Linked DNA regions of Homo sapiens: region 1 is linked to region 2. Evidence: read pairs that join two places in POLR2A ChIA-PET (ENCODE). Cell type or tissue: HCT116. All regions are shown on one strand. Each heading gives the region's core, and the rest is flanking DNA. Links, peaks and the distances in the headings are about the cores only. Region 1 holds the start of LOC102723870 (a long non-coding RNA gene). Region 2 holds the start of PHC2 (polyhomeotic homolog 2).

The links. ChIA-PET counts read pairs that join two places held together with the same protein. Peaks named below come from ENCODE experiments on the same cell type or tissue, not always from the same donor. Only the 100,000 strongest peaks of a DNase experiment are listed, where the experiment ranks them.
Region 1: POLR2A ChIA-PET joins it to region 2 with 5 read pairs; 1 of 35 experiments calls an interaction of 5 or more read pairs at or near these places.

What each region holds. Positions count from the first base shown.
Region 1 is chr1:32,610,272-32,626,184 of GRCh38, forward strand. LOC102723870 (a long non-coding RNA gene) reads right to left here and starts at 2,219. Exons shown (of 3, transcript XR_426677.5): 1 at 1,772-2,219. ZBTB8OS (zinc finger and BTB domain containing 8 opposite strand) reads right to left here. Exons shown (of 7, transcript NM_178547.5): 7 at 10,549-11,677. The coding sequence ends at 11,591. RefSeq lists enhancers at 1,735-2,236, 13,438-13,507 and a silencer at 2,005-2,114. In HCT116, for the core only: no CTCF peak of the experiment used is centred there; a DNase peak (open chromatin) is centred at 2,060; H3K4me3 peaks cover 1,127 bases; H3K27ac peaks cover 1,052 bases.
Region 2 is chr1:33,421,835-33,437,747 of GRCh38, forward strand. It overlaps PHC2 (polyhomeotic homolog 2), which reads right to left and starts at 9,261. Exons shown (of 15, transcript NM_001385109.1): 1 at 9,142-9,261. RefSeq lists a silencer at 8,945-9,464. In HCT116, for the core only: no CTCF peak of the experiment used is centred there; no DNase peak of the experiment used is centred there; H3K4me3 peaks cover 2,473 bases; H3K27ac peaks cover 1,573 bases.

The DNA of each region.
Region 1 (15,913 bases), core at 447-4,446, 820 kb before region 2:
CCTCCGCCTCCCGGGTTCAAGCGATTCTCCTGCCTCAGCCTCAAAGCAGCTGGGATTATAGGCATGGGCCACCATACCCAGCTAATTTTTGTATTTTTAGTAGAGATGGGGTTTCGCCATATTGGCCCGGTTGGTCTCAAACTCCTGACCTCAGATGATCCGCCAGCCCCGGCCTCCCAAAGTGCTAGGATTACAGGCATGAGCCACCATGACTGGCCCATAATTTTTTTTCTTTTTATTTTCTTGCATAATTTTAAAAGGTTACATGCTGAGTCCAGGCACTGTGGCTCACACCTGTAATTCCAGCACTTTGGGAAGCCGAGGCAGGTGGATCACTTGAGGTCAGGAGTTCAAGACCAGCCTGGCCAACATGGTGAAACCCCGTCTCTACCAAAAATACAAAAATTAGCCGGGCGTGTTGGTGCACACCTGTGATCCCAGCTACTCAGGAGGCTGAGGCAGGAGAACCGCTTGAACCCAGGAGGCAACGTTGCAGTGAGCTGAGATTGTGCCACTGCACTCCAGCCTGGGCAACAAGAGTGAAACTTCTCAAAAAACAAAAGAAAAGATACTGTGCCTTTTGTTGCCTATCTGAATTGATTTTAAACTTTTTCTGTATACTGAGGAAAAAGTCCACAAAAAACCCAGGAGTTGAAAACCCCAGCTGAAAGTATTAGCACCACGTGTTAAAAAATGAAGGCCTTGAGATATGGCCACATTGGTTCACTCCTGTAATATCAGCGCTTTGGGAGGCTGAGGTGGGAGAATCACTTGAGGCCAGGAGTTCGAGGCCAGCCTGGGCATCAGTGACATTCTACCTCCACCAAAAAAACCCAAAAAATTAAAATTAGGCGGGCATGGTGGCACAGGCCTGTAGTCCCAGCTATTTGGGAAGCGAAGCTGGGGCGGGAGGATCCCTTGAGCCCAGGAATTCAAAACTGCAGTGAGCTATGATTGCGCCACTGCACTCCAGCCTGGGCCACATTGTGAGACACTGTCTATTAAAAAAGTAACAAATAGATAAAAAAGCCTGGGTTTTTTCTCCCTAAACAATGGATATCACGTTCAAGCAAGTGAACCCTCTATAAACCATGACTTTATATATTATTTTCAGGGATGACTATGCCAGTGAGCGAGATTAAGGGGTAGAAACTCTTCCTTTTCAGTCCTGTTTTTCGTCACAACTACTTTTCCTGGAAAGTTATTCAGTCTAACAGCTAGACCCCCCTTCCCCCACCGCCCCCGTCGGAGAGGCCTGGGATTTACCAGACACTCCTAAAGCTAGATTAGCTAGACTCTGGGGGCGATAGGGGGAAATAGGCATTTTTCTGTCGTGTGTAGTGGACGCCTTATAAAAAGCCCACATTTGGCCCGGCGCAGTGGCTTACGCCTGTAATCCCAGCACTTTGGGAGGTCGAGGCCGGCGGATCACCTGAGATCAGGTCAGTCTGGCCAACATCGTGAAACCCCGTCTCTACTAAAAATACAAAATTAGCAGAGCGTGGTGGTGGGCGCCTGTAATCCCAGCTACTCGGGAGGCTGAGGCAGAAGAATCACTTGAACCCGGGAGGCGGAGGTTGCAGTGAGCCGAGATCATGCCATTGCACTCCAGCCTGGGCAAAAAGAGCAAAACTCCATCTCAGAAAAAAAATATAAAAATAAATTAAAAAATAAAAATAAAAAGCCCACATTTGCCAGGCACCGACTAGATCCAGCACCGTCCTCATTTAAAACAGTTGGACTTGGGGGGTTGTGCACTGGAATGACTAACCTGGAAGCCACGCCACGACTCAGGGGCGGAGGGGACTCGAATCCGCGCGATCAGATGCCGCCGCAGGTGCTTAAGACCTGCAGCCTACAGAGCAAGCCTATCTTATCCCCACTTTAGGAAAAGTTGTCTGGTGTTACTTAAGGTTATGACATTGTGCTCTGTGAAGTCACTTGCGTCCCCGACACCTCCCAACTCAGCTGGGACTGGCCAGTGCCCTGCTCCCTGACCTCGCCGCGGCGGCCAGTAGGAGGTGTCGGCGCCCCAGGAGTCCGCGGCCGAGCCAATGGGAGCCGCGAGAAGGGCCGGGGCGGAGCCTGGACGCGTGATGCCAGGGAACCACTCCCGTGGGATTTGGCCAGAGGCATCTCACTGGCGTCCTGTCGCCCAGGCTGGGGTGCAGTGGCTCGATCTCAGCTCACTGTGACCTCTGCCTCCCGGGTTGAAGCGATTCTTCCGCCTCAGCCTCCCTAGTATCTGAGATTATGGGCGTGCGCCACATGCCCGGCTAATTTTTTTGTATTTTTATTAGAGACGAGGTTTCACCATGTTGGCCAGACTGGTCTTGAACTCCTGGCCTCATGTGATCCACCCACCTCGCCTCCCAAAGTGCTGGGATTACAAGCGTGAGCCACCGCGCCTGGCCTGAAGTGCAGGCTTTTGAATATAGATGCTCAACGAAGATATGGGAGAAAGAAAGCTAGATTAGCACAGGAAAAAGCCACAGTAGATAAGTAGGAGACGGGAAATAAGTCTGGAGAAGAGAAAGGAGAGGGAAAAGCAGAAACGAGTGACTCAGCCTGCCCAGCTTAATAAACTAAGATTCTAGCTACCATGTCACTTGTGCAGATGGCACGGGCTCCCAGGGTTGTCTCTAGAATGATGACACCCCTTCACCAAGCACTGTGGACCTTCTTTAGAATTAAAGAGGGGGCTGGACACAGTGACTGACGCCTGTAATACCAGCACTTTGGGAGGAGGAAGTGGAAGGATTGCTTGAGGCCAGGAGTTTGAGACCAGCCTGGGCAAAATACTGCCTTTGCAAAATTATGACTGAGACAGTGGAAAGAGATCTAACCTGACTCCATCTTGCTTCTAACCTCCAAGCTATCCTTGTTCATTCCTGGGTGGAGGCTGAACTAACTTCGGGAGAAACTTATAGTTTATAGTTTAAAACAAAGATGATAACAGCCCTTTCCCAAAACAAACCTCCTTGCCTGGGGACTAGGCTGCCTTTGTAGGACTAAGAAATTAGCCACAAGATTAGAAATTATGGTTTAGGATTCATGCAGCTGGAGGTTACAAAATCTTGACCCTCCCTAAACTGCTCTTCAGATCAGTGTTTGAGATATTTTGCAGACCCTGCACTTGATGGATCAGCTGGGACCACCCAGATCGATAAACTGGCTCATCTGATCTTGTGACCCCCCCCCCCCCACACCTAAGAACTGACTTAGCGCAAGAAGACAGCTTCCACTCCCTATGATTTCATCTGTGACCTGACCAATTAGCACTCCCGGCTCACTGGTTTCCCCCCACCCACCAAGTTGTCCTTAAAAACTCTGATCCCCAAATACTGGGCAAACTTAATTGAGTCATAATATAACTCTGGTCTCCCGCAGAGCCAGCTCTGCGTGAATTACTCTTTCCCTATTGCAATTCCCCTGTCTTCATAAATCGCCTCTGTCTAGGCAGCAGGTAAGGTGAACCCACTGGGTAGTTATACTGTCTCCCAAAAAAACAGCAGTCAGGCATAGTGACACATGCCTGTAGTCCCAGCCACTCAGGAGGCTGAGGCAGGATGATCACCTGAGCCCAGGAGTTTAAGGCTGCAGTGAGCTATGATCATGCCACTGTACTCCGAGCAACAGAGCCAGACTTTCTTTCTGAAAAGAAGGCTGGGCACGGTGGCTTACACCTGTAATTCCAGCACTTTGGGAGGCCGAGGTGGGCGGATCACCTGAGGCCAGGAGTTCCAGACCAGCCTGGCCAACATGGTGAAACCCTGTCTCTACTAAAAATACAAAAATTAGCCGGGTGCGATGGCACATGCCCATAGTCCCAGCTACTTGGGAGGTGAGGTAGGAGAATCACTTAAACCCAGGAGGTGGAGGCTGCAGTGAGCCGAGATCGCACCACTGTACTCCAGCCTGGGTGACAGACTGAGACTGTCTCAAAAAAAAAAAAAAATGTTATGCCAGAGTCAGATTGGAAAGTAAGTCATGATATATAGGGTTAAATAAAACTCATCTGATGAAAATTTATGGTTTGTAGGGCATGATTCCCCAGACCCCTTAGATAGGAATTTGGGCAAGAAAAAAAATCAGAGCCTAGTCCTCAGAGCCCATGACTATAATGTCTTTAGTGTTTATACTGGGAGGTAGTTTATTATTATATTATGTTATATTATATTATATTATATTATATTATATTATATTATATTATATTATATTATATTAATTTCATTTTATTTTTTAGACGGAGTCTCGCTCTGTTGCCCAGGCTGGAGGGCAGTGGTGCAATCTTGGCTCACTGCAACCTCTGCCTCCTGGGTTCCAGCGATTCTCCTGCCTCAGCCTCCCGAGTAGCTGGGATTACAGGCGCGCACCACCATGCACGTTTGGGAGGCCAAGGCAAGTGGATCACGAGGTCAGGAGATTGAGACCATCCTGGCCAACATGGTGAAACCCCATCTCTACTAAAAATACAAAAAATTAGCCAGGCATGGTGGTTGGTGCCTGTAGTCCCACCTACTTGGGAGGCTGAGGCAGGGGAATCACTTAAACCCAGGAGGCGGAGGTTGCAGTGAGCCAAGATCACGCCATTGCACTCCAGCCTGGCGACAGAGTGAGACTCTGTCTCAAAAAAAAAAGAATCTTGTGTAAATACATTGACTAGAGTCTGAAGTCCCAAGTCTGCCTCTTATAGCCAGATAGTCTTAGTTGTCACTAATTTCCTCATTAATAAAAAGTAGAATAAATGTACTACATGTAAAATTGCCGGTATGACAAATGGGTAACATTTTCCAGATGGAAGCACCTAGAAAAATGTTTTGTACAGTGGAGACCTGGATATGCATTTATGACAAAATAAATGTTGGTTCATTCTTTTTTTGAGATGGAGTTTCGCTCTTGTTGCCCAGGCTGGAGTGCAGTGGTGAGATCTCAGCTCACCGCAACCTCCACCTCCCAGGTTCAAGCGATTCTCCTGCCTCGGCCTCCCTAGTAGCTGGGATTACAGGCATGTGCCACCACGCCCAGCTAATTTTGTACTTTTAGTAGAGACGGGGTTTCTCCACGTTGGTCAGGCAGGTCTCAAACTCCCAACCTCAGGTGATCCACCTGCCTCGGCCTCCCAAAGTGCTGGGATTACAGGCATGAGCCACTGCACCTGGCCATAATGTTGGTTCATTCTAAAAGCACACTCTTGCATGTCCAGAATTTAACATTAAGCAATTACTTATATGTAAATTTTTTTTTTTTGAAAAGGAGTTTCGCTCTTGTCGCCCAGGCTGGAGTGCAATGGTGTGATTTTGGCTCACTGCAACCTCCACCTCCCAGGTTCAAACAATTCTCCTGCCTCAGCCTCCAGAGTAGCTGGGATGACAGGCGCCCGCCACCATGCCCAGCTAATTTTTGTATTTTTAGTAGAGATGGGGTTTCACCACGTTGGCCAGGCTTGTCTCGAACTCCTGACCTTAGGTGATCCACCTACCTCAGCCTCCCAAAGTGCTGTGATTACAGGCATGAGCTATCGCGCCAGGCCACTTATAGGTAATTAAACAAAAAAAATGTACATAGCACATTAGGAAATCATACTGATACAGTAATACAGTCACTAAATTCTGACAGTTTGCTCTGGAAGAGCTTTTGGAGGATATCTTTTCCAATGTCCTCGTTTCTGAAGTGAGGAAACTAAATTCTCAGTCTCATAGTTTCTCTGCGGCAAAGCTAGTATTGTTGAAATCATTCAGGGCTTCTTACTGGGCAGAATCTGGTAATCCCCAAGCCTTCTGCAGGTCAGATTGGGTGAGGGAGTAGCCCCAGTAGTTCATGATGGCACTGCTCCTGTCTTGAGAAGGGTATGAATGGTTCTCCTTGAACATTCTCTTCCAAACTGGAAAGAACTGGCAAAAGAGGCTGTGAATACAACCACTTAGCCATCTTAGATGGGAGGTACCAGTGATAAGAGATCAGCTGGGTGTGGTGGCTCACACCTGTTATCCTAGCACTTTGGAAGGCCATGGCAAGAGGATCTCTTGATCCCAGGAGTTCAAGACCAGCCTGGGCAACATAGTAAGATCCCATCTCTAAAATAAAAATAAAAATGTTTAAAAAGATCATTGGCTGGGCGCGGTGATTTACGCCTGTAATCCCACCACTTTGGGAGGCCAAGGCGGGCGGATCACGAGGTCAGGAGATAGAGACCATTCTGGCCAACATGGTGAAACCCTGTCTCTGCTAAAAACACACACACACAAAATTAGCTGGGCGTGGTGGCAGGCGCCTGTAGTCCAAGCTACTCGGGAGGCTGAGGCAGGAGAATGGCATGAACCCAGGAGGCGGAGCTTGCAGTGAGCCGAGATCATGCCACTGCACTCCACACTGGGCGACAGAGCGAGACTCCATCTCAAAAAAAAAAAAAAAATCATACCACTATTGTTACCCATAATACATAGATAAGGACCAAGGTCATCAGTAGAGCAAGGATTAGGAATCAAGGCTTGTGACTTAAGATTCCTTTTTTTTTTTTTTTTTTTTTTTGGAGGCAAGATCTCACTCTCACCCGGGCTGGGGTGCAGTGGCATCATCATGGCTCACTGCAGCCTAGACTTCCTGGCCTCAGGTGATTCTCCCACCTCAGCTGCCCAAGTTGGGACTACAGGCCTGTGCTACCATCCCCGGTTATTTTTCTGTATTTTTAGTAGAGGTGGAGTTTCAGCATGTTGCCCAGGCTGGTCTCAAACTCCCAGGCTCAAGTGATCCACCTGTGTTGGCCTCCCAAGCCTGACTTGAGATTCGTAAACTCTTGAGATTTGTTCAAGAAGTTGACCTGCAGTCTCTGCCTAAGAGATTTAAGTAGCCCTAAAACGCTTAATCCATTCATCATTAAGTAGCCAATGACCATTATGTGATCTGGGGGCTTGCTTTCTATTCAGAGAGACAAAACTAGCAAACGTTCGACAATTATAAAATTGACTAAGCTGGCAAATCTTTAAAACTAACTAGACAGGTGCAATTCAGAGAAGACCACTAATGGCTGAAATGGTTGGCAAGGTTTCTTGGTGACAGGCTTTGATGTGGACTTTATTTATTTATTTATTTTTTGAGACAGAGCCTCACTCTGTCACCCAGGCTGGAGTGCAGTGGCACAATCTTGGCTCACTACAACCTCTGCCTCCCGGGTTCAAGCAATTCTCTGCCTCAGCTTCCCGAGTAGCTGGAATTACAGGCGCCCGACACCATGCCGAGCCAATTTTTGTATTTTTAGTAGAGACGGGTTTCACCATCTTGGCCAGGCTGGTCTTGAACTCCTGACCTCATGATCCACCTGCCTCGGCCTCCCAAAGTTTTGGGATTACGAACGTGAGCCACCACGCCCGGCCTGATGTGGACTTTAAAGCAGAACTTGCAAGATTTTTGCCCCTCATTGTGATGACCATAGTGTTTTGGTTTTTTTTTTCCAAAAAATTGGGAGCTTTCACATAAAAATCCCAATTTTTGAGGTGTCATGAAAAACTACAAAACTCAGCTTGTATTCCCACTACTGACAAGGGCTATCGCTGAGGCAGCTGACCTCTCAGACACTATAAGCCCTGGGCTCAACACATAGCCAATCCCATTACCCACCTGGCTCCTTAGGCAGTGGGTTTTCTTCCCTTACTTTAGGAGGAAGGATAAAGGCAGCCCAGAAAGGAGAACTGGACAGAGAAGTGAAGATGAGTGGGTATGTCATGAGGTGAGAGATAATGTTGAGACGTTTATAACTAGAACAGAGTTTTCATGTGAGGATAAGGTTCAGTCCCCATTTAAATCAATTAGCTCTGCAGTTGGGGGAGAATCTGCTCCCTAGGCCAAAACACCTATTTGAAATTAGCAGAAGAATCTGGTGACAGCCAGTGCAGCCATTTCAATAAATAAACCAAAAATAAACTGTGCATTGCTGCTGATGGACTTAAGATGCCAATTTTCTATATAAAGGGTGACACACTCAACTTCCTTCTATTCATTACATTTTGGCATACTTAAAAACTAACACACATTTTTCTTTCTTTTTTTTTTTTTTTTTGAGACGGAGTTTTGCTCTTGTTGCCCAGGCTGGAGTGCAATAGCGTGATCTCTGCTCACTGCAACCTCTGCCTCCCAAGTTCAAGCGATTCCCCTGCCTCAGCCTCCCAAGCAGCTGGGACTACAGGCATGTGTCACCACGTCTGGCTAATTCTGTATTTCTTAGTAGAGACGGGGTTTCTCCATGTTGGTCAGGCTGGTCTGGAACTCCCAACCTCAGATGATCTGCCCGCCTCAGCCTCCCAAAGTGCTAGGATTAGAGGCATGAGCGACTGTGCCCAGCCAAAAACACATATTAAGATTTGAAATTTACATTAAAATATAATAGATTATAAGTTTATCATAAATTATAATTTGTATTGCATAATTACATCTCACTTGTTTTTACTTAACTCCATTATGTAGTGCTGGTAGTAAGCAATATTGAGGCAGAATAGGGTCTGGAGGCGGGGAACCTAAGGCAGATTTGTGCTGACTTCCTAGAACTGAATCAAGAGGATCAGACTGTACTCCCTTTGGCTCCACAGTCTTCATTCAGAACTTTACTTCAGCCTCTGATTGGTCACCTCCTACAACCAATCAGACTGGTCGTGGGCCACTCCTTAATTTACATACAGTATAAGCAAGTAACCAATGGGAAACCTCTAGAGGGTATTTAAACCCCAGAAAATCCTGTAACCAGCACTCTTGAGCCCCTTGCTTGAGCCTGCTTACACTCTGTGGAGTGTACTTTTTGTTTCAATAAATGTGTGCTTTCATTGCTTCATTTTTTTGCTTTGTGCATTTTGTCCAATTATTTGTTCAAAACGCCAAGAACCTGTCAACTCATAGTCAAAACCTTTCACCGGTAACAATATGGTTGCCTCGCATGCTTTTTGTCCTAGGCAAGTCTGTGCCTCACTTAGTTTTTGTTTTGTTTGAGACAAGGTTTTACTCCTGTCGCCCAGGCTGGAGTGCAGTGGTGTGATCTCGGCTCACTGCAACCTCTGCCTCCGGGGTTCAAGAGATTCTCCTGCCTCAGCCTCCCAAGTAGCTGGGACTACCGGTGCATGCCACCACACCTGGCTAATTTTTATAGTTTTTGTAGAAACAGGGTTTCACCATGTTGCCCAGGCTGGTCCCAAACTCATGGGCTCAAGTGATCCACCCACCTTGGCCTCCCAAAGTGCTAGGATTACAGGCATGAGCCACTGTGCCCAGCTCTATTTGGTTTTATTGTATTCCAACTCTCACCCTCTTCTTGCTCTGGATTTGGCCTTCATTGCCTTCATGGTCTTCCATTGTTCATTTTCACAATTAAGCCCCAATTAGCCCACGATATGCAAAGGTTCTGTGAAAAAAAAGAGCCCCATCACAGCCTGGCAATCAACCCTAATAAAAGGTAAAAGGATTCTGAGGGATGTGTTTGGCTTGGAGAGTAACAATTTAAATTTGTAAAATGTGCCTGAGTACAAAGGAGGTTAAAAAGCACTACCCAGTGTTCCTAATATATATTCATTTGAAGAGCTGCTTTTCAAACCACAGGCTCTTGGCCTATTCTTCATTAACCCTATTTTCTTTTTCTGTTTTGAGTCAGAGTCTCACTCTGTCACCTAGGCTGCAGTTCAGGGGCACAATCTCAGCTCACTTGCAACCTCCACCTCCTGGGTTCAAGCGATTCTCATTGCCTCAGGCTTTCGAGTAGCTGGGATTATGGGTGCCTGCCACCAAGCCAGGCTAATATTTTGTATTTTTAGTAGAGATGGGGTTTCACTATGTTGACCAGGCTGGGCTTGAACTCCTGACCTCAGGTGATCCGCCTGCCTCAGCCTCCCAAAGTGTTGGGATTACAGGTGTGAGCCACTGTGCCCAGCTTTCATTAACCCTGTTTTCTGTTAAATACCCATAGAAAAATAATTGCTAATCCGTTCCTTTTAGTTCAAGTTCGCCATACTATGATGATATTTAGCACCACCCAGTGGCAATTTTTTCTTATGTTCTTGGGAATAAATAGCAACTTTGCAAACTCTTGATCCCAAAAGAGAATACCTCAATCAATAGAAACAAGAAAAAAGGTGCAAATCAAACTAAATTTCATTTTTAAAAAGTCATCTACTTTAAGAGTTCAGATCATTTTAAGGTTGTTTTCCTGGCCTCCTGTCTCCTTAAAGACAAATAGCTAGGCCTGGTGCAGTGGTTCACACCTGTAATCCCAGTACTTTGGGGGGCCAAGGTGGATCACTTGAGCCCAGGAGTTCAAGACCAGTTCAAGACAACATAGTGAGACCCTGTCTCTACAAAAAAATTTAAAAATTAGCCAGGTATGGTGGTGCATTCCTGTAGTTCCAGCAATTTGGGAAGCTGAGTTGGAAGGACTGCTCGAGCCCAGGAGTTCGAGGCCACAGTAAGCTATGATTGCACCACTGCATTCCAGCCTGGGGGACAGAGCAAGACCCTGTCTCAAAAAAAAGGACGAATAGCTTAAGTAGTTAAACAAAAACAACAATAAAGAAATTTTTCAAAAATTCTCCTTTTATTCTCTAGTTATAAACATGTACTCACTTTCAAATAAAATTCTATATTAGAAGGAAAGGTCTCTTTGTAAGGCATAGTATTGACTTTTTCTTATGAGAAAACAGGAAATATCATTAGTGCTTTTAAAAAACTGAAAGCGTGAGAGAAAAATCAGGGCTCTATCTAGAGAAGTCTAATTGTTTCTCTACAAAAACCAACTGGAATACAGGATAGCTCTGTCCTATAGCAACCTAAACCAGCACCTCCCTTGATGTGCATATAGAAAATCTATGTCTTGTGGCCGGGCATGGTAGCTCATGCCTGTAATCGCAGTACCTTGGGAGGCCAAGGTGGGCGGATCACAAGGTCAGGAGATCAAGACCATCCTAGCTAACACAGTGAAACCCCGTCTCTACTAAAGATACAAAAATTAGCCGGGCATGGTGGCGGGTGCCTATAGTCCCAGCTACTCGGGAGGCTGAGGTAGGAGAATGGCGTGAACCCGGGAGGTGGAGCTTGCAGTAAGCCGAGCTCACACCACTGCGCTTCAGCCTGGGCTACAGAGCGAGACTCCGTCTCAAAAAAAAAAAAAAAAAAGAAACAAAATATATGTCTTAACCAACTTGGAAGAAAAACAAAATTCTGTGTGTGGAAATATATTTTTTCAAGTTATTCTTCTTTCAACCTGGATTCAGCCTCAGGCTGCTGCTGACATCAGTGATCCTCTCTGGGGTGAGGCTGGAGGGCTTGCATTGCACTGGAAGGGCATGAGGCACACCTACTGCCACAGCAGAGAATCAAAGGACCATAACTGTCCCTTGGGGGGTTGAAGAATTCTTTAAAGTGTGAATATTTGGGGAACACAGACCAAGGCTGTGCCCTGATTTTCCCTTTCTGAAAGTCACACTTTAACTAAAATATTTCTGTTCTACAAATTTCCATATATCAAAAAAAAGCTGTAGAATTTAATTCATAGTGTCTTCTCAAAAGGAAGAGGAAAACAAAAACAGTTCTTCGTAGGAGTCTTTTATTTTTTGGTGTCTTAAATGTCAATGATCACAAAAACTTCCGGGTTCTCTTCATTATAGACCTGCATTGCTGAATATGTTATTGCTTTGACTTCTGTTCCCTAAAGTTGGGGTTAGAGAAAAAAAAAAAAAAAAGGAAAATAGGATATTGAAATCATAATCATTAACTCTAGCAACAATCAGCAGAAAGTAAAAATTTTAGTATTTTGAAAATGAAAAACTCACATGAAACAATTAGTTATCAAATTAGGAGAATATACAGGGATCCAAGAAAAATGAGAGGCAACACATGCACAATGGAGTTGGGACATGGAACTCTAATCCTGGCTTTGTTTCCACCTGGGTGTATAGAAATTGTCTGGCCTGTCTGGACATCAGTTTTTCATTTATAAAATGGGTTAAATCACATAAAGACACATCCATGGGTATGTTCACTGCAGCACTATTCACAATAGCAAAGACATAGAATCAATCCACATGCCCATCAATGGTAGACTGGATAAAGAAAATGTGACACACATACACCATAGAATACTACACAGCCATAAAAAAGAATGAGATCATGTTCTTTGCAACAACGTGGATGGAGCTGGAGGCCATTATCCTAAGTGAATTCATGCAGGAGCAGAAAATCAAATACCATGTTTCCATATATTTATTTGGGACATAAACATTGAGTACACATGAACACAAAGAGGGAAACAAGACACCGGGTCTATTTGAGAGTTGGGGGAGGGTGAGGATTGAAAAACTGCCTATCAGGTATTATGCTGATTACCTAGGTGACAAAATTATCTGTACACTAAACCCCCACAACATGCAATTTACCCATGTAACAAACTCGTATATGTACCCCATGAACCTAAAAATAAAAGTTGGAAAGAAAAAAAAGTAAAAAACTTTTGAGGATGATTAAAAAAAAAAAAAGAAAATGGGTTGAATCAAAGAACACAAGCTTTTCTACTATTTGGCTCAGGGCTCTTTCTGAAATCAAAACCACCTCCTTATACTCTGACCTAGGCCCTAGGAATTCAACTTATTCTCTTTTCCTCAGTTGACAACACTCACTTCACCTCTTGGGACTCTTCTCTTTCCAAGTCTAGCTGAAGAATAAGATATAGTTTCCCAGGTCAAAAGCTCTCCACACGTCTCTGATACATGACATTGCCCAACCCTGCCCCAGTTTAAAACCACAGAATTAGATGTTCTCTTAGGTTCTTTCCAGCTCCAAAAGGAATCTACAATAATTCTGTGCACCATAAAATGTACCAGGCAATAGGTAAATGGCATTTGCTAGCTCTACACCACACAAAAAAAGGAAGATTTCACAGAAGGATATAAGTGGCACTGCCACTGCTTTTTCTCCTCTGCCACAATCACCTGGCAAAACCACAACCTAATTCAAGTTCAACTGTCTGCTTATGGCAGCACACACCATGCTAACTGGTATCACCCTGAGTGTATGTCCACACATCTCAAACAGGAATTCAGTACTCGCAGTAAAATCTTACAATTACCAATAAATTCCCTTTTTCACTCTCTGAGACAATTCTTTCTCTTCTCCTCTAGTGATCATTCCTCCCTCATTCTCACTCTCAATCAACTGTGCTTCCTAGAGAAAGTAAGAGCAACTCAGTAAGAACTGACTCATTTTCCTACCACCAAATCTACCATCATGCTGTATCTGTACTCACCTTAGCCTGATTGCAATGAATGGCTTGTCCCTGGCTCCCATCAGAAGGCCAACTCCCATACGTGAGTACTTGATCCTATACTCCCCTTACCAAATTTTACCAAAGAGGCTGTGGCCCTATCTCTACAACCTTGTCTCCTACTATTACACCTTCACTCTCAGCTCCAGCTTGCTGTTCCCTGAACTTACCTCATTTCAGGGCCTTTACACCTGTTTCTTCACCTAGAAAGTTCTTCCTTATTTCTGCTCACTCCTCATCTCTCTTGCCTCTGCTCAAATATCACTTTCTCAAACATACTGATATATTTTGGCTGTGTCCCCACCCAAATCTCATCTTGAACTGTAGTGCTCATAATCTCCACGTGTTGTGGGAGGGAGGGAGCAGGTGGAGATCATTGAATCACGGGGGCGGTTTCCACCATGCTGTTCTAGTGATAGTGCGTGAGTTTTCAGGAGATCTGATGGTTTTCTAAGGGGCTTCCCCCTTCGCTCAGCACTCACTTCTCTTCCTGCCACAATGTGAAGAAGGAAGGGTTTGCTTCCCCCTCCACCATGATTGTAAGTTTCCTGAGGTCTCCCCAGCCATGCTGAACTATGAATCAATTAAGCCCCTTTCCTTTATAAATTACCCAGTCTCGGGTATGTCTTTATCAGCAGCGTGAGAATGGGTTAATAAACATATATTTTCTGACTACCCCCTCCCCTCCTCCAACCACTCTTACCTTATCCTGATGGCACTGTTCACTATCTGAAATTATATTATGTGTTTACATGTTTGTCTGGCTCACTTCTCCCACTACATTTTAAACTCAGTAAGGGCAGAGACTTCGCTTATCCTATTACATTTCTACCTCGAGTGCATAAAAAAAAGTCTGAAACACTGGAGGCACTTGATAAGTATTTGCTGAATGCATGCATAAATTCATGGATGGATGGCATATGGATTCATGGAGAGAAGGTAAAGACAGTATTAAAACCAGGAAGGTATTTTTAAACCAAGAAATATTCCAGGAACCAGATGTTTTAATAAGCTATTTGTAAAACATTCCTTTTTGCTTTGAAAAGTTGATTGGCTGGGCCCAGTGGCTCATGCCTGTAATCTCAGCACTTTGGGAGGCCGAGGCAGGTGGATCACCTGAAGTCAGGAGTTTGAGACCAGCCTGACCAACATGGTGAAACCCCACCTCTACTAAAAATACAAAAATTAGCCGGCTGTGGTGGCATACACCTGTAATCCCAGCTACTCAGGAGGCAGAGACAGGAGAATCGCTTGAACCTGGGAGGTGGAGGTTGCAGTGAGCTGAGATTACACCACTGCACTCCAGCCTGGGCAACAGAGTAAGACTCCATCTCAAAAAAAAAAAAAGAGTTATTTGATCATTCATTCAAAAAATAAGAAGTAGCTGGGTGCAGTGGCTCACGCTTATAATCCCAGCACTTTGGGAGGCCAAGGTGGGTGGATCACCTGAGGTCGGGAGTTCGAAACCAGCCTGGCCAACATGGTGAAACCCAGTCTCTACTAAAATACAAAAATTAGCCTGGCATGGTTGCATGGGCCTGTAATCCCAGCTACTCGGGAGGCTGAGACACGAGAATCGCTTGAACCTGGGAGGGGGAGGTTGCAGTGAGTAGAGGTCACGTCACTGCACTCCAGCCTGGGTGACAGGGTGAGACTGTCTCAAAAAAAAAAAGAAAGAATAATAATAATAAAAAAAACTGTTGGCTGGGCGCGATGGCTCACGCCTCTTTTGGGAGGCTGAGGTAGGTAAATCACCTGAGCTCAGGAGTTCGAGATCAGCCTGGCCAACATGGTGAAACCCCATCTCTACTAAAAATACAAAAAATTAGCCAGGTATGGCGTCATGTGCCTGTAATCACAGCTACTTGTGAGGCTGAGGCAGGAGAATCGCTTGAACCTGGGAGGCGGAGGTTGCAGTGAGCTGAGATCGTGCCACTGCACTCCAGCCTGGGCAATAGCATGAGACTCCGTCTCAAAAACAAAACAAAACAAAACAAAACAAAACAAAACAAAAACTGTTAGGAGTACCAAGCTGGAATTGGTGGTGTGCACCTGTAAGCTCAGCTACTCAGGAGACTGAAGTGGGGGGATTGCTTGAGACTAGGAGTTTCGGATCAGCCTGGGCAACACAGCAAGGCACTGTCTCACATAAACAAAAACTCTTAGGAATAAATGAAATTAATTTGCTCACAATCCATTCTGAACACTTCCAATGACAAATATGAATTTAGAATACAGTTATGTGCCGCATAACATTTTGGTCAATGACTAACTGCATATATGATGGTGGTCTGAGAAGATTATAATGCTGTTTCTTTTTTTTTTTTTTAGATGGAGTTTTGCTCTTGTCGCCCAGGCTGGAGTGTGCAATGGCGTGATCTCCGCTCACTGCAACCTCTGCCTCCCAGGTTCAAGCGATTCTCCTGCCTCAGCCTCCCGAATAGCTGGGATTACAAGCGCCCGCCACCGCACCCAGCTAATTTTTGTATTTTTAGTAGAGATGGGGTTTCACCACGTTGGCCGGGCTGGTCTAGAACTCCTGACTTCAGGTGATTCACCCACCTCGGCCTCCCAAAATGCGGGGATTACAGGCGTGAACCACCACGCCGGGCCTATAATACTGTA
Region 2 (15,913 bases), core at 4,699-8,698:
ATTCCGTCTCTGGTCTCACTCCTGCCCAAACCACCCTTCACATTGCTGATGTGTTCTTTCTAAAAGGCGGATCTGATCTCGTTACTCCTAAGGGCTTTAACAGCTCCCTATGGCCTCCACCATAAAGTCCAAATTCCTTAGCCTGGTAAACCAAGCCTTTTGTGATTTGATGCCAGCCTACTTTTCAGCCTTATTTCTGCAATGACCCTCCTCAAATGTTCTGCTGTGGTCTTGAAAGGTTGTTTGGAGGTCCCCCCATATGTGTTCTCTCAAGCAAATACAACCTCACCTTTGCAGACATTGCTTCTGTCTGGCTGAGAAGCTTCCTCTTACCCTGTCACTTTCTCCAGAAAACTTTTCCTAACATTTCTAAGCAGGGACCATACTTCTATTATGGTACTAAGTACAATACCATAATTAATGTTTCCATGTCTTTCTTTCTTTAGAAACCTCTGTAGTACCTGGCCTGGGTTCTCCTCATCTTTGAATCCCCCCAGCTGCTAGAGTGAGGTATAGAAGCTTATTAAATGTTTGTTGAATAAATAAATATGATTGTAGAGGCCAAAAATAGAAATAAAGCTTAAATACTCAGGTAAACAAAGACAGAAGGATACTAAAAGGATGGGCAAGCCCATCCCTGTAATCAGAAGATTTTGTCATGGCTTGAAGCTACAATACACCCTTCCAACTGAGCTTTGTTATCATGATCAGAAACCAAATTTTTGGCTGGTTATACAATGGGCCTGACCTAGTACCACATTCCCTACTTATATTATTCCAAACCATTTCTAATACTCTGCCTTTGAGAAAGCAATTTCATTTTCACGGGCTTTAGTGTCACCATCTTATGTGAAGTAACCTCTATTTCAAAATGCCCTAAAAGCCAAGTTCTGCCCTCTTATTCTAATTCTCATTTTCTCTCTCTCTTACTAGGCGGAATGGAAAACTTCCTTGGTAATTTAAGAATGAGAATAGTCTGAGCCTAAATTTACTGTATACTTTAGGCAAGTTATTATACCTTTATACATCTCAACTTTCTCTTCCTTCAAATATCAATTCTATCTAGGAGGCCCCAGGAAATAAAGAAAGGTAAAACCTACACAATTCTTATTATGTACCTCACATTATTAACCTGTTTAATTCTATAATTCTTCGAGGTAGGGACTGTGATTCTCCCCCACTATACCCAAGAAGACTAGAGCAGAGAGAGTACAGATGGAAGGCGGCTGGGAAGTTCACAGCTCATGAGTGGCAGAGGCAAGGCTGGAACCCCAGCATTATGGCTCTAGTGTCCCTGCAGTGAACCCTTACCTCCAACTGCCTCTCTGCAGGCCAGCGGAAGATACTGTGCTTGGAACATAACTCTAGCACATTGAAGTATTAAAGGGCTTAAAAAGTATATACTTTTTCAAACAAATGCAAGCCTTATTTGTAACTGAAAACAAAATAAAAGTGGGAAGAGAAGGAATGGAGACACTGAATGGTAGGCTTCAGATATGGGACAGTGTTCCATATTTCAATCCAAATGCATTTTACAGCCAAGATTTTAAGACCTGAAACCATCCATCCCGTACAGCTAAAATAAGAAGGATCTCATGATTTTAGCCATCAAGGAGACGGATGTGTCCTACACTGGTACTATATCTAAAATTAAGATGACACTGTCACTAGATGAACATCTACTTTGGGGTATGGCTTTATGGACCAATGAATTAGTTTTTTCTCAGGAGCAGCAACCAAAGAATAGAAATAACAGAAGATACACTCCTGTTAAGCTTTTTGTACAGAAGCAGAATTTTATTTCTAGAAACAGCATTAAATATTTAATTAAGTTCACATTACCCTATACTAAAAAAATTAATTTGGGGCAAAACTTGGAAGAACTAGGTGTAATGCAGTACTTTCAAATTATCAACTGCTTATAATTGTATTTCCTTCTGGACAATGAAAATACATATTTTTTATTTAGAAAGTGCTGAATAAGGCCGGGCACATGACTGATGCCTGTAATCCCAGCACTATGGGAGGCCGAGGAGGGCAGATCACGAGGTCAGGAGTTCAACACCACCCTGGACAACGTGGTGAAACCACATCTCTACCAAAAATACAAAAATTAGCCGGGCATGGTGGCACACACCTGTAGTCCTGCTATTCGGGAGGCTGAGGCAGGAGAATCGCTTGAACCTGGGAGGCGGAGGTGGTGCAGTGATCCAAGATTGCACCACTGCACTCCAGCCAGGTCGACAGAACGAGACTCCGTCTCAAAAAAAAAAAAAACAAAAAAAACAAAAAACAAAAAAAAAGAAAGTGCTGAATATTTGTTGAGTAAATTAATACTATTATAGAGATTGATTCATTAATACTATTTTAGAGATAGATTCATTTCCAGATGGTTCCTTAAAACGAACGGGTGCCTTATAATAGTCATCATTTGTTCTGGAGAACTTACTCCTCAAGTCTCTTGAAAAGTCTAAAGCCACCTTTATCTGTACCCATGGTTTCTACATCTTTTCTTCCCCCATTAGAAAGAGAACAGAGAAAGATCAGGTTACATTGCTTCTGTGGGCCTGTAAAAATTCCTGCGAGGTTCTCTCTTCTGTCAGGAAAAGTTTCCCTAGCAACCATATTTACACACTCACTCAATTCCCTCCCCTCCTTTGATTCACTGGTGGGTATAAAAATTAATTTGCATTGATTTGCTGAAGCTTACAAGTTAATCATTCTAATAGACTCACAAAATTTTAGACGCTGGTCTCTGCCCAAAACTTGTTTCTCAAAGGGCCTGTTCACTTTCTTTAGAAATTTGAATGTAATTATCTTCAGTTTAAATATTTTTAAATACATTTAATATGTATTCGGAATGTTTCTGGCTTCAGGTAGAGAAAATAATATTTTTCTAAGGGCATCTGGCCTATATTATTAGTTAGGACGATCAAGAAACAAAGAGATACTTTAGTTCTGAGTAAGCAAGGAGTCAGATTCTTATCCAGCCATAATAAGGCCCTGGAAGATAAAAGTCAAGGACCAAAACAAAAAGTCTGGGTCACATGAAATGATGAATCAGGCCTAAGATTCTGGGTGATCAGAGGTCAGGACCTGGATAACAGGAATGGGACATGAATTATCAAGAATTGAGTTTCATTAATTCATTCACTAAGTATTTGCTGTGCAGCTACTAGGGCATGGTGTCGGGAAAAGAGCAGTGAATAAGCCAGACACAGATGTACCCTCATAAAATTTAAGAGTCAAATATCTGAATAGTGAACAAATGTTGATTTTATTATTGAACCAAGTATCTTTGGACTAGGGGTGCTCACTGTATAATTTCCTATAAGGGCCAGAATTGGTTTCAGACTAGGAATGGCACAGAGACCTATAGATAAAGATAAATTCAAGAAGTCTTCACTGGAGTAGATAAGTTGGCAAGTCAAGCAGTCTTGGACATATACAACGTTTCTTTACATTTAACCTTCAACAACGATATATGAGCCTATCACAGGAAACAAGGCTGGATACTTTGCAATATACCTACGTTTTATAAAGAATAAAGTGAAAGCCGATAAAGGTATGAGTTATTCTTAAGCTCTTTTAACAACCATTTACTGAGCATCTGTGACATTCAAGAAATAGTTTTAGGAACTGAAGTTAAGGGTATGAAAAAGACATGGTCCCTAGCAATTATAACAATGTGGTAAATGCTATAATGAGATGCTGAAGTACGAAGAAATATCAAAGAGGAAGATTACTAATTCTTAAAAAGCAAGCTGGGAAATGCCTTCTGAGAGGTAATGCTTGAATTGAGTCTTAAAAGATAAGTAGAAAATTTTGTTTTAAGCTGGTAAATGTTGGGGTAATTTGTTACACAGCAGTGGATAACTACTACAGTGCCTTATGGAGACCATGCCACAGCATAACTAGGAGACTATGGAGAAGACCCAGCCCAGCCATGTAAACTGTGTTTCATGATGTATACTGCAGTTTATATTGGACATCTCTTCATATTTTTCTTCTCACGTTTTCTTAGGCTTACCTGGTCCATGTTGGGCATAGAAAATGAGAACAAACACTCTGAACGGGGATGAGACAGGTAATGGGAGGAGGCAACACAATCTCAGTCTTGTCTGATTTCCCCCACAAAGGAATCCAGGTTGGTTGGCGTAGGACTTGGTCAAGTGGTAAGTGTCAAGTGATGTCAGGACTTGGTCAAATCATTACTCAGAGAGACCAGAAGTGAGAGGAGCAAGAGGATGAGTAAAAATTGTTTCTGAGAGAACCATAACCATGAAACCCAGAAAAACCTAATTGGTTCTCAGTTCACTAATCACTTTCCTATTTCTTTCCTAAAGCCAAAAATGAGAGAAAATAGAAGTTTCTGTTTTTCATGATTCATGTGGGTAGATGAAGGAACAGAGTAAGCAACAAAGGCAGGACAGAACAGAAGCATTCCAGACAATGGTGGCAACCAGTGGGGTTCAAAGCTGCTGGGGGGGGGTCCATGGTTTGAGGGTCAAAGGGTGGCATCAACGTGGTTAAAAAGGCACCAGATGAGGGCAGACAAGTTGTAGTGTACCTGTTCCACTCCAATTTCTGTTTCAGTACGTTGAAAAATGGTCTCCATATCTTCCCATGAACAAATGGGTATACCTGACTACAAAAGGAATAGAAATGAACTTGTGTTGTATTTAAACTGGGAGTAACAATAGCATCAGGACTATAACTCTCTCCAGTAATACCCTCAAAACATGGTGGATGAGTTTCCAGAAGTCAGTCTAAGTAAGCAATTCCTTGCCTCTTTATTCTCTATTCTCTTCATATTGACTGGGCATTTCCTTTTGCCCTTCACACCAGCAAACTCACAGAGTCCAAAATGAGGGGACCATAGGAAAGTGTGATTGTGCAGCATGACATAGCAAGGACTTAGGCCACCTACCCAAACCAAAGGCCACAGCACAAAATGCTTTCCTACCTTCAGGAGGTAGTACAGATACCCTCAGGAGGTAGTACAGATACCTTCAGGCAGAACTGGGTATATAATTTGTGGGGCCTGGTGCAAAATGAAAATGTAGAACCCCCTTGTTAAAAATCATTAAGAATTTCAAGACAGCAACAAGAGAGTATTAAACCAAGCATGGGGCCCCTCTAAACACAGGGCCCTGGGAGACTGCACAGGCTGCATACCCACAAAGCTGGCCCTGACTTCAGAGACAGTATAGCATGATCCTTCAGGAAAGCTTTAGAGTCTGAGCTGGATCCAAATCCCATCTGTGCCACTCATTAGCTATGTGACCTCTGGCAATTTACTTAGTCTTTCCGTGCTGCCAAGAGGTTGTGTGGTTATAATCTGGTGCTGGGAAGATTAAATGGGATAATGAACAGAATGTATACAAAGAGCTTAGCACGATGCCTAGCACATAGTGAGCACTCAATAAACGACAGCTACACTATTACTGTTCAGTGAAACATTCAGGTAGTTATCAAAGCAGTAAGTTTAAGAAATGAACTGCTGACTTGCTATTAAGGATATGAAATAAAAAGAATAATATTTTAGGTCAACGAAAATAATGAAGCAGACAGGGAAAATTAATCTTCCGCTTGACTGTGCTGCCTTCACTAATCACTTTTCTATTTCTTTTCTTCCTTTCATTGCCAAACATACAAAAGGTGATCCGCATGCTGTCTCCACTTCTTATCGGCATCTCATGCCACAGTTCTCTCTCATGTGGCTTTTCATATCCCCATGGCCACCCCCGCCACTCTACTGAAGCTATCATTTTCAAAAAGTTACCAATGACCTTCTGTTTACTAAGTATAATGAATGTTTCCCACTCTTTCTGTACAATTTCAAACTGCTGACGAATTTCTGCAGCTCAAAACTTTTTCTTCTCTTGACTTCTGTGATACTACACTCTCATGGTTAATAGCGTGTCTAACTGGCCTTGGCATCTGTCAGGTACACAACAAATGGTGGTGAATAGAATGCATTTGTTGGATAAATACATTAGATGGTTCTCTTGCTTCTTTTCTTATTTTCTACCATACGGACTCCATGCCTTCTCCCTCCCTCCCTAAATGTGGGATGTATCTTCAAGCTTCAGTCCTTCATCCTCTATTCTATTTCTATGCTGTTACCAGCAGTGAACTCAGCTAATCATATGGCTTCAATTATCACCATTTTTTTTCTTTTCTCAACTCCTATAATACCACGCATTAAGCATCTCAAAAAGGTACTAAATGACTGCTATACATTTGTGATTTCATTTAGTCCTCACAACTATATTGGGTAGGTGGCATTATTACAGATGAAGAAACTGAAGTCAAAGTCATGTAGCAAGTACCTGGTAGAACTGGGATCCAAATCTTTGTTTAGCTGAGAATAACCCCCATACTACACCACCACTCTCATTTTCCTGTCTCCTCCACATCACAAATACAGGATAGTATTTGCACACAAGCAGGTGTTCAGTAAATACACTGACTGAGAAGATTGCTTAAATACCGCCCATGATTTTCCAGCACTTACAGTATCATCAATCTTAGCAGACCGTATTAAGCATGTCACCCCAGTGACACCTTCTTTACACGACTTGATCTGTAATATAATTCAAAACAGGAAATTTGCCAAAAACTCACCATAATCCATTCTAAAAATAAATGTGGTCTAAGCAAAGCAAAAAGGCCTTTATCTGATTCAAATATTAGAAGAGTTTTGGGGATGAGGTCCACTTTGCTACTCTGGGCCCAACCTTGCTCAGCTTCTAAATGATCAGGAAGTAAAAATAGGCTGGCTAGTTGATGGCTAATGAGGTTAAATGGACTATTTATAGTTCTAGAGATAGATGCTAAGACAGCAGAATGGGATTTTCTCTGCTCTGTTAGCTAAGACCTCATTAAAAGAAGCCCAATGCATGAGACATGGGTGGAAACTGGGATGAAGAGAAGAGGATAATAGTAAGGAGGGAGGGTGAACAGAAAGGAGGAGGCATTGGAAAGCCTATGGAGGGCCTGGCCCAGTCTGGCAGATCCACCGCTGTTCTGCACAGCTGGCACCATGCAACAGTGGGCTCAGCTGCATGTGCACGATTCATGGTCTCAATCCTGGACTACTTGCCCTGACCCATCTCACACTCCAATCCTCTCTTAATCCAGATCCTTCCAGCTTCTGATCTTACTACTTATTTCCCCAGGTCTCACAAATTTGACATTCAGCATTGCTTCCCTAGTTATGGTCATGTATTCTCTTTTTGTATGATTTAGATTTGCCCCTCTCAGATGCTGCCTCTAGTGCCAAACATTATGCCCAGTTTCAGGCCCTCTCCCTTGGAGCAACTGAAAACTACTCCTATTCAACCTCCACATGATGGACCCTTACTTGGGAAGATATGGGTGACAAAGACCAGGAATGAGGCTCAGAAAAACTGATGAGGGGAAAATATGGGGGAGAAAACAATAAGAAAAATATCACTGGACAACTGTGCTGGGAATAAGAAATTCTAGGCTACTTTTAGAAAGTTACATTACAGAGGAAGGAAAAAAAGCCATAGTTACAATAGAAAGCCATTCCCTAGAGATAACATATTCTTTATGTGGCTGCATTCGCTGTTCCCCCGCTTTGGCTGCCTTTTCAGTCCTTTCCAATTTTCTCTGCAAGGTAAACTCCTATTTATCCTTCAACACCTTGCTTAAATGTGTTCTCTGGAAAGCCTTCCCTGGTCCTCTCAGACAGCTAATTGTTCCCTCCTCTGTGCTTCCAAAGCCCTTTGCATTCACATCTATTATGCTGTTAATCACTTTTACTAGCAATTTCATTTGTTTCTCCTACCACTTCTTTCAGGACAAGGACTAATTATCTTATTCATCTTTGCATCCCCAAGACATAGCAGAGTGCCTGGCATATGCCAAGTATTTGTTGTTGGGTGATAAAAGACATCAAGAGCAACGTGGAAGTGGAATTTGCACTTCACTTGCAAAATCAAATTGGTTTCTGGTACTTTTCAATTGTAACCGCATTTTCTCTTGATTTAGAAGGAACGACTTTAGACTCACAAAAGAAACTCTATTGATATCACGGGCGCATTAGCCGATTTTTCATCCCCACTGGTGATAGAAATATTTTTTACCCCACACTTCCAAGAAACTCCCAGGGCAAGCTTAGTATCAGTGGCGCATCTCTCCTCCTACCATTTCTATTGTCGCAAAAGCTAAATTACACTGTGAGCCTAAAGCTGCCACCAGTCTTAGTGAATTGGGGGAGGGGGATAATTACAAGAAGACACTTCTGTAGCAGACCTGGGGAGGGGGGAAGATGAATTTAAACCTCGCCTTATAAGAAATTTGTTAGACACTCACGTAGAACAGCCGCTTCCTCCGTGTATGACAGACCCGATCCAGGTGTCCAGCAGCGACCTTTTCCCATGGGTGTCAGGTCATCACTCAGCACAGAAAACAAGGGACCAGCGCCTTTCTAGGGCATCCCTCCTTCTCCAACCTTGGGGCCCGCTTTTCCTTTAGACGACTGTTCTCTCCTCCCAGTTCCAGCAACCCCCGGTTCCCTCTGCTGGTGCCCCCCACGCCACGCTTGACTCTGGGCCGAAAGTGCCAGCGGCTGCGCTGTCACGCCGCGGCTGGGGAGCGGGCGCCCCGGTCAGGCCCGACGCCCGGGTCTCACCGCACTCTGCGGGACAAGCGGAGCAGGCGCAGGCCGCGCAAGACCACGGGCTGCCGCGGCGCGGGCCTCTCCGCAGGAGGGGGGTCGGTCCCCGGAGAAAGCGAGTCACTGACGGGACCTTGGCCCGTTCCCGTTCCGGTTCCCGTTCCCGGCAAGCCTCGGCCCCAGGCTCTCCGCAGCCCTCCTCGCTGCGCGTTCCCGGCCCGGGGGCGCCGCGCTCTGCCGGTCGCCGGCCGGGACTGCGGGCTCCCAGCGCGGGCCCCACGCCGCGGACCAGGGGTCAGGCCGCCTGCCGCCCGCCTGTCCGTGCCCATGGCAATGCCCCGCCCCGCGCGGCCCGTCCCGGCCGAGCGCTCCGGCCCGACCGTGACAGCTGGGTGCCCAAAGGGTTAAGCCGGCAGCGCGGCGGCCGGTGTCCCCCGCGCGCTGCCCGTCAGCCGCGAGCTGGCCCCAGCGCGCACGCGCCCGCCCGTTACCTGCGGTCGCCTCCGCGCTCCTCCTCCACCTGGCCGCTCTCTCCCGGGGGCCGCCCCTCAGCCCGCCCCCTCGGCTCGGCGCCGCGCACCCTGCTGGCTGCTCGGACGCTGCCCGCGGAGGAGGGGCGAGGGCGCTATTACCATATATTAGCATACCAGCGCGCGTCACGTGGCCGCTCCAGCCAATGGTCACCCTAGAAGGGCGGGGATTGGGCGGAACACGCCTTAGTGCTGCTCCCAGCCTGAACCGGTGGCCATGGCAACGGGCGGGTGGGCGGGGGAGTGGGGAGGTGCCGGAGCCCGGTGCCCCCGGGAGCATCTCCTCTACCTGAGCGCCACATGGCGACCACGCGCAGTTTTCCCACCTTGCGGATGGAGAGATTTGTCTCAGCCAGAGAGATCCAGATTCAGCCAACATTTATTGAGCACTTACCACGTGCCTTAACACTTTGCTGCAGAAAGTGATGTCTGTCCTATTAACCCCACTAGATAGTAGGGAAAGTGGAGGCTCAGAGAGGTTAGATCATTCGCTCAAGATCATACAACAACATTAAATGGCAAAAGTGGAGATCTAAGATCATTTTTGACTTCAGACCCGGGACAATCGCCAGTTTTTTCAAATCCAGCAGGGGTCTCCTAGCACCTCCTCACAATTTCAGGTGTGCTGTGCAGTTGAGAAAATCCTTGTACATAATTTGTACAGCGTTTTACTGTTTCCTTACAGTGACCTTTGAGATTAATAGGCAGAATAGTTATGCCTGTATTACAAAGGAGAGAAAATGAGGCTCAGAGAGGCCATGTGACATAATTTAGGTCAAACAGCTATTAAGAGCTAATGCTGAGTTACACTGATTTATACTGAAGCTCATTACTTTAGAAACTTTTAAATTCAGTCTTCTCAACATGGTGGAATTACTGTGACCATTCTATGGATTAAGAAACCGAGACTTTGGGAAGTTAAGCAAATTGCCCAACGTTATACAGCTAGTAAGTAGCAGATTTAGGGTTCAAATCCAGGTTTATCTGGCCCCCAAAGCTAGTCTCATTGTATCAGATTTATTTAATTTAGGATTGGACTTAGAATCCCTTCTCTAATAGAATTTTGTCTCCTCTCAAGATATGATGGTGTTACGTCTTAATCCCACAGCAAATATACCTTGTGACAAGTGACATGTGTTAAGGTCACAGAGGCTATATATTAAGAGAATAGAGTCACCAGGTAGGTAAGGGGCACTGTAGAATTCTCTGTCTTTCCTTTGTTTTTTGTTTTTTTTTGTTTGTCTGTTTTTTGTTTTTTGTTTTTTTTGAGTCCGATCTCGCTCTTGTCACCCAGACTGGAGTGCAATGGTGCGATCTTGGCTCACTGCAACCTCTGCCTGCTGGATTCAAGCTATTCTCCTGACTCAGCCTCCTGAGTAGCTGGGATTACAGGCATCTGCCACCACACCCGGCTAATTTTTGTACTTTTAGTAGAGACAGGGTTTCGCCTTGTTGGCCAGGCTGGTCTCGAACTCCTGACCTCAGGTGATCTGCCCGCCTTGGCCTCCCAAAGTGCTGGGATTACAGGCATAAGCCACCGCGTCCGGCTTATGCCTGTCTTTCCATTTTTACCTTAGGGATTTGATAGTTTAGCTAAAGGCACAGTAGTTTAAAAACACAAACATCTGTGTACAGACTTGTTTAGCTCAGTGATTCTCTAATTTTATTTATTTATTTATTTTTTAGAGACAGAATTATGCTCTGTCATCCAGGCTGGAGTGCAGTGGTGTGATCATAGCTCACTATAACATTGAACTCCTGGGTTCAAGTGATCCTCCTGCCTCAGCCTCCCGAGGAGTAGCTGTGACTACAGGCATGCACCCCAACACCCGGGTAATTGTTATGTTGCCCAGGTTTGTCTCGAACTTCTGGCCTCAAGCAATCTTCCTACTTGGGCTTCCCAAAACTCTGGGATTCACAGGTGTAAGCTACCACATCTGGCCATGGTTCTCTAACTTTAATATATTTATGGATTACTGGACAGGGCTCTGTGCCTCAAACTAAATGTGCTAAACTTTATAGACATTTAAAGGGATCATCAAAGGTAATTTTGAATATACGTACATTTCACCTTCCTAGACTGCTTTAAAACCCAATTTCCTCCTAAAACATGACTGGTGCTTAAGAGCACAAACATAGAAGCAGACCTGCTTGGGTTAAAAATCCTGACTTGGCCACTCATTGACTGTATGACCTTGGGAAAGTTACTTAAACTCTCTGTGCCTCAATTTCCTCATTTGTAAAATAGGATAGAAATGTTGTGAGAATTTAATGACTTACTGTATGTGTGTATATATATATACACACACTTAACTTCCCAAAGTCTCGGTTTCATATATATATATATATATAAACGTTTCATATATAGGCCCCGGCCCAAGGATAAACCCTCCATAATTGATAGCTAATGTCATTTTTGTTATTATCCCAGGAGTTTTCCTAGGAACAGACAACCCACATGTACACAATATCTCAAGGCTTCCTAGCTAGCTTTGGAATTCTGAAGCTGCCTTCCTTCCCTCGTGGCATATTAAACAGCCTGTTGTGCTGCTGAAGGCTTGTTATCTCTCCAAATGACATTCTCTCTTCTTGGGATCATAAATAATTCCTGCACTCAAAGGAACTGGTTTCTCTTGCACATCTCCTAGCACCAAATTACTGGAGTTGCTCCTTGCAGAAGGGGATCTTGACAAACAGTGGAGTCATAAGTCAGGCTCCTTGAAACACTTTTATGAGCGCCTTAATGAGGGAGATGAGCTGTCATCAGGAACTCATCCCATCCTTCCTGACCACAGGAAATGAGCTTTTTGTGCTCAAAAGGTTTCCAAAGCTGAGGCGCAAAGAGTTTTCAGGAAGTGGGCCAGGGATGAGAAGTTGTTGACTCAGAGAATCCCAGGGCTAAACAGCCCCCATCCTGCCATTCACCCTAGAGGGTCAAATGACTCATGGTCTTATTGCAGCAATAGCACCAAAGGGTGGTGTGTGTATGTGTGTGTGTGTGTTTGTGTGTGTGGTGTTAATCCTCCCCACTTCCCCATATGTGCACACTCCAACAGCCAACCTATTACCCCCTGACAAAAAGATACTGCAGAATAGAACACTGGTTAAGAGCATTGTCTCTGGAATCAAAGATCCAGATTTGAATCCTGCTTCTACTACTCAACTATCTATGTGATGTTAGGAAACTTGCTTAACCTCCCTGCATATCAATTTCCACATCTGTAAAATGGAAATAATAACAGTGTCCATTTTATAGACTCTTGTTAGGATGAAATGAGTTACTAACATAAACTGCTTAGAACACCCCATAGTATACACTAGAGATGTATTTGCTAATTAAACAAGAATAAATGTATAAATCCAGTACAAGCAACGTACTTTCTATAGAAGACACTGCAGCTTAAGTGAAGTTCCCTAGGCCCTCTCTGATGTGCTGCCTGCCCTCCAACCCCCTTCTGACTGGCATATAAATGTTGCCCAGGAGTAGGAAGACATGTGCTTGGGAACTTTGGTTTGCACCTGGCTCTGCCACATTCCTTGCTCTGTGAACTTGGACAAGTTATTTTACATCTCTGAGCCATAGTTTCATTATTTGTGAAATGAGACTAATTTCCTCCCAGAGTTGTTCTGAGCACTCAATCAGATAGTGTCTGGCAAGAGGTGATGAGGGCCTGAACTGGACAGAGGTCATACCTCATCAAAATCACCTTGTTCTTTTCCTGAGTTGTTTCTGGCAAACATCTTTGCTCTACATTAATGAGAATTACTAACATTTATGGAGCACTTAGCCTGGCCTTGTGCTATATACATCGTTTTATTTAATCCTCAAAATAAACCTAAGCCTCTGGGAGATTAAGTAACATGTTCAAGAAGATCACACTGTAAGTCAGTGGCCAAGCCAGGATCTATGCTGGGACTATCTGATTCCCAAGTCCATGCTATTAACCCACCACGCTACATGCATGCCTCCTACTCCAGCTTGGCTCATAGGACCCAGGGAATGTGTGTTACATTTCTTTAGCATCCTTCCCCCATCCATATATACACTCTTTCCGGTCACCCACCAGCACTGGGCATAGTAGGTGCTCCATACACATTTACTGAATGAGTGAAAATAAGTGACTATGACATCCTTTTATAGCGATAAAAGTCCATTTTTTCTCGAGCTGTCCCAGGTGGGAATAAAAGCAGCTGGTGACTCTCCTCCCCACCCCCTAGTATCCTCTTTCTGATGAATAATAATGTGGGAGGCCTCCCTCCTTTCCCCATGGGAGAGTTAGGCTTCTTGGTGTCAGAGATCCACAATAGACACAGTGATGACTCATCTTCAGTGTGCATTTGGAGAGATGTTAGGACCCCTGGAGCTTTTTAGGGCTCTGTTAATATACATCAGTAGGGTGATTTCCAAATAATGGCCTTGGATAGATGTATTTGCTGGGGGTGCCCTAACAAAATATCACAAACCGGGTGGCTTAAAACAGCCCAAGTTTAATCTCATACAGTTTAGGAGGCTGTAAGTCTGAAATCAAAGTGTCATCAGGGTTGGTTCCTTCTTGGGGCATTAGGGGGAAAATCTGTTCCATGCCTCTCTCCCAGTTTCTAGTGGCTGCCAGCAATCCTTGGCATCACTTGGTTTGTGGATGTGTCACTCCAATCTCTGCCTCTGTTGCCACATGGCGTTCTCTCTGTGTATCTGTATCCAAATTTACCTCTTCTTATAAGGACACCAGTCATGGGATTAGGGCCCACACCAATCCAGTATGATTTTGTCTTAACTTGATTACATTTGCAAAGACCCTATTTCTGGATAGGTCACATTCACAGGGACTGGGGGCTAGGACTTGAACATATCCTTTTGGGGGACACAACCCACAATAATATGTTTGGGGTAGAGTGGAGAGGAGATGGAAAATGAAGGGAGGGAATGAAGAGAAAGGGGAGGTTGTTCATGAGGGGCGGATCACACGGACAGAATGAAGTGTGACCAAGGGTCCCTCAAGAATGGGCCAAACTTTCTCTTCTAGGCCAATTCCATTCTTTCCCAAAGAAGTGTCTAGCTCACAGACTTACAATACCAGTGCTGGAAGGGACGCTGGGGAGTCATTCATTCACTCGACAAACATTTATCAAATATTCTTTGAGGAGCTGGGCAGAGAGAAAAGATGAGGTCTGAAGAAACTGTGGCCCAGAGGGTGGATGTGGGTTGTCTAAGATCACACATCAAGTTAGAATACAGCCAGGAACAGAACAAGGTATGTCAAACAAGGTATGTCAAAGTCCAGACCTGAGCCCTTTTGATGACTACTAGGAAGGTTATCAATCCCCCTGGACCTGAACCTTTGGTGCATAGACAGATCTAAGTTTTTGAAAAACGTTTGTGTTCTGAGGCGCATTACCAACTTCCCTGAGCTTCCATAGGTTGGTCCAGTATTTGAGGGTCTTTGAAGCCTTGGGCAAAGTTAGAAACATGCCCTCTCTAAAAGTGCAATCCTGTAGCCATTCTTCTCCTTGCTCTAATTAATTGCCTAATCTTTGAAACATCATCTCTGGGTGCAACAGCAAAATTGGGTGTAATGGAACTCCCTGGGGCAGAGACAACATCTTGTTCATCTTTTTTTGTCCCCACTGCTAATACAGAAACCATGGTGGAATCAGCCCTCAATAACCATTTGTTCAATGAATGAAAGAACATTGCTCCAGTTAGTACCAAGGGCTATTTATATCTTACTGTTTCTATATCCCATGCTCAGTGGCAGTGCTGAGTTGGTTTAAGATATCTGAATTCCACTCTCAAAGTCACAGCTGTTTTGACGGGAATTTCCATTTACCACTACATCATTAGAAGAGATGGTATTTTGATTCCAATATTGGCTGATACAAATATTGTCCTGCCTCGAGCTGTCATGATGTGAGATATCAGTCTGGAGCAGTGAGCCTGAAAACTGGGGCAGGCCAGGGTCAGAGATGGGGTCAACCCAGCAGGAGTTGTCAGATCAGAGCAGGGGTGAGAAGGAGGTCAGACTGGTGATCAAAGTCCAGGAACTAGGGCAGGTACAGTCAGTCCTGACTCTCCCAAGGATGGGGGCCTGCTAGCCGCTGCACAGCTCCTTGGGAAAGCAGCTCATAAGCAGGTCCTCTTAGCAGGCTTTCTGTTTGAAGGTCCCCAGAGGGTTCTTTGTAATTGATCTGGGTTTGAAGTTCCCCCTCACAAGGGGGATATAATCAGTCAACATTATTCCGCAGACCTTATGTTCACATAATCAGATAAACTTTGAAAACCTGGAAATAACCTTGTTTATTCTCGCCATATGGCTCCAGGCTTACTGCTAGTTTTTAGACGCACAGTTTTAGGTCTGATTCTGGCTGTGCATCAGAATCACCTGTGAAATATGTTAAAATACGGATTTTCAGGTTCCACCCCCAGAGATTCTGATTCCCTAAATCTGGGACGAGCTGCTCACATCTTGAGAGGCAGTGATACAGTGGCTGAGTGTGGACACTCAGGCCTGGCTGCTTAGGTTTTTGATGTTTTTCTCACTAGCCCAGTGAACTTGAGTGAATTTCTTAATGTTTCAGTGCCTCAGTATCTTATCTATAAAAGGGAATAATAATATTCAGCTCATTGGTTTGATGTGAAGATTGATGATTTAATACCTGCAAAGTTTTGAAATACTAAGTGCTCAATAAATAATGCTTACTATTGTTATCTTTCTTTTTTACCAGGCTCTACAAG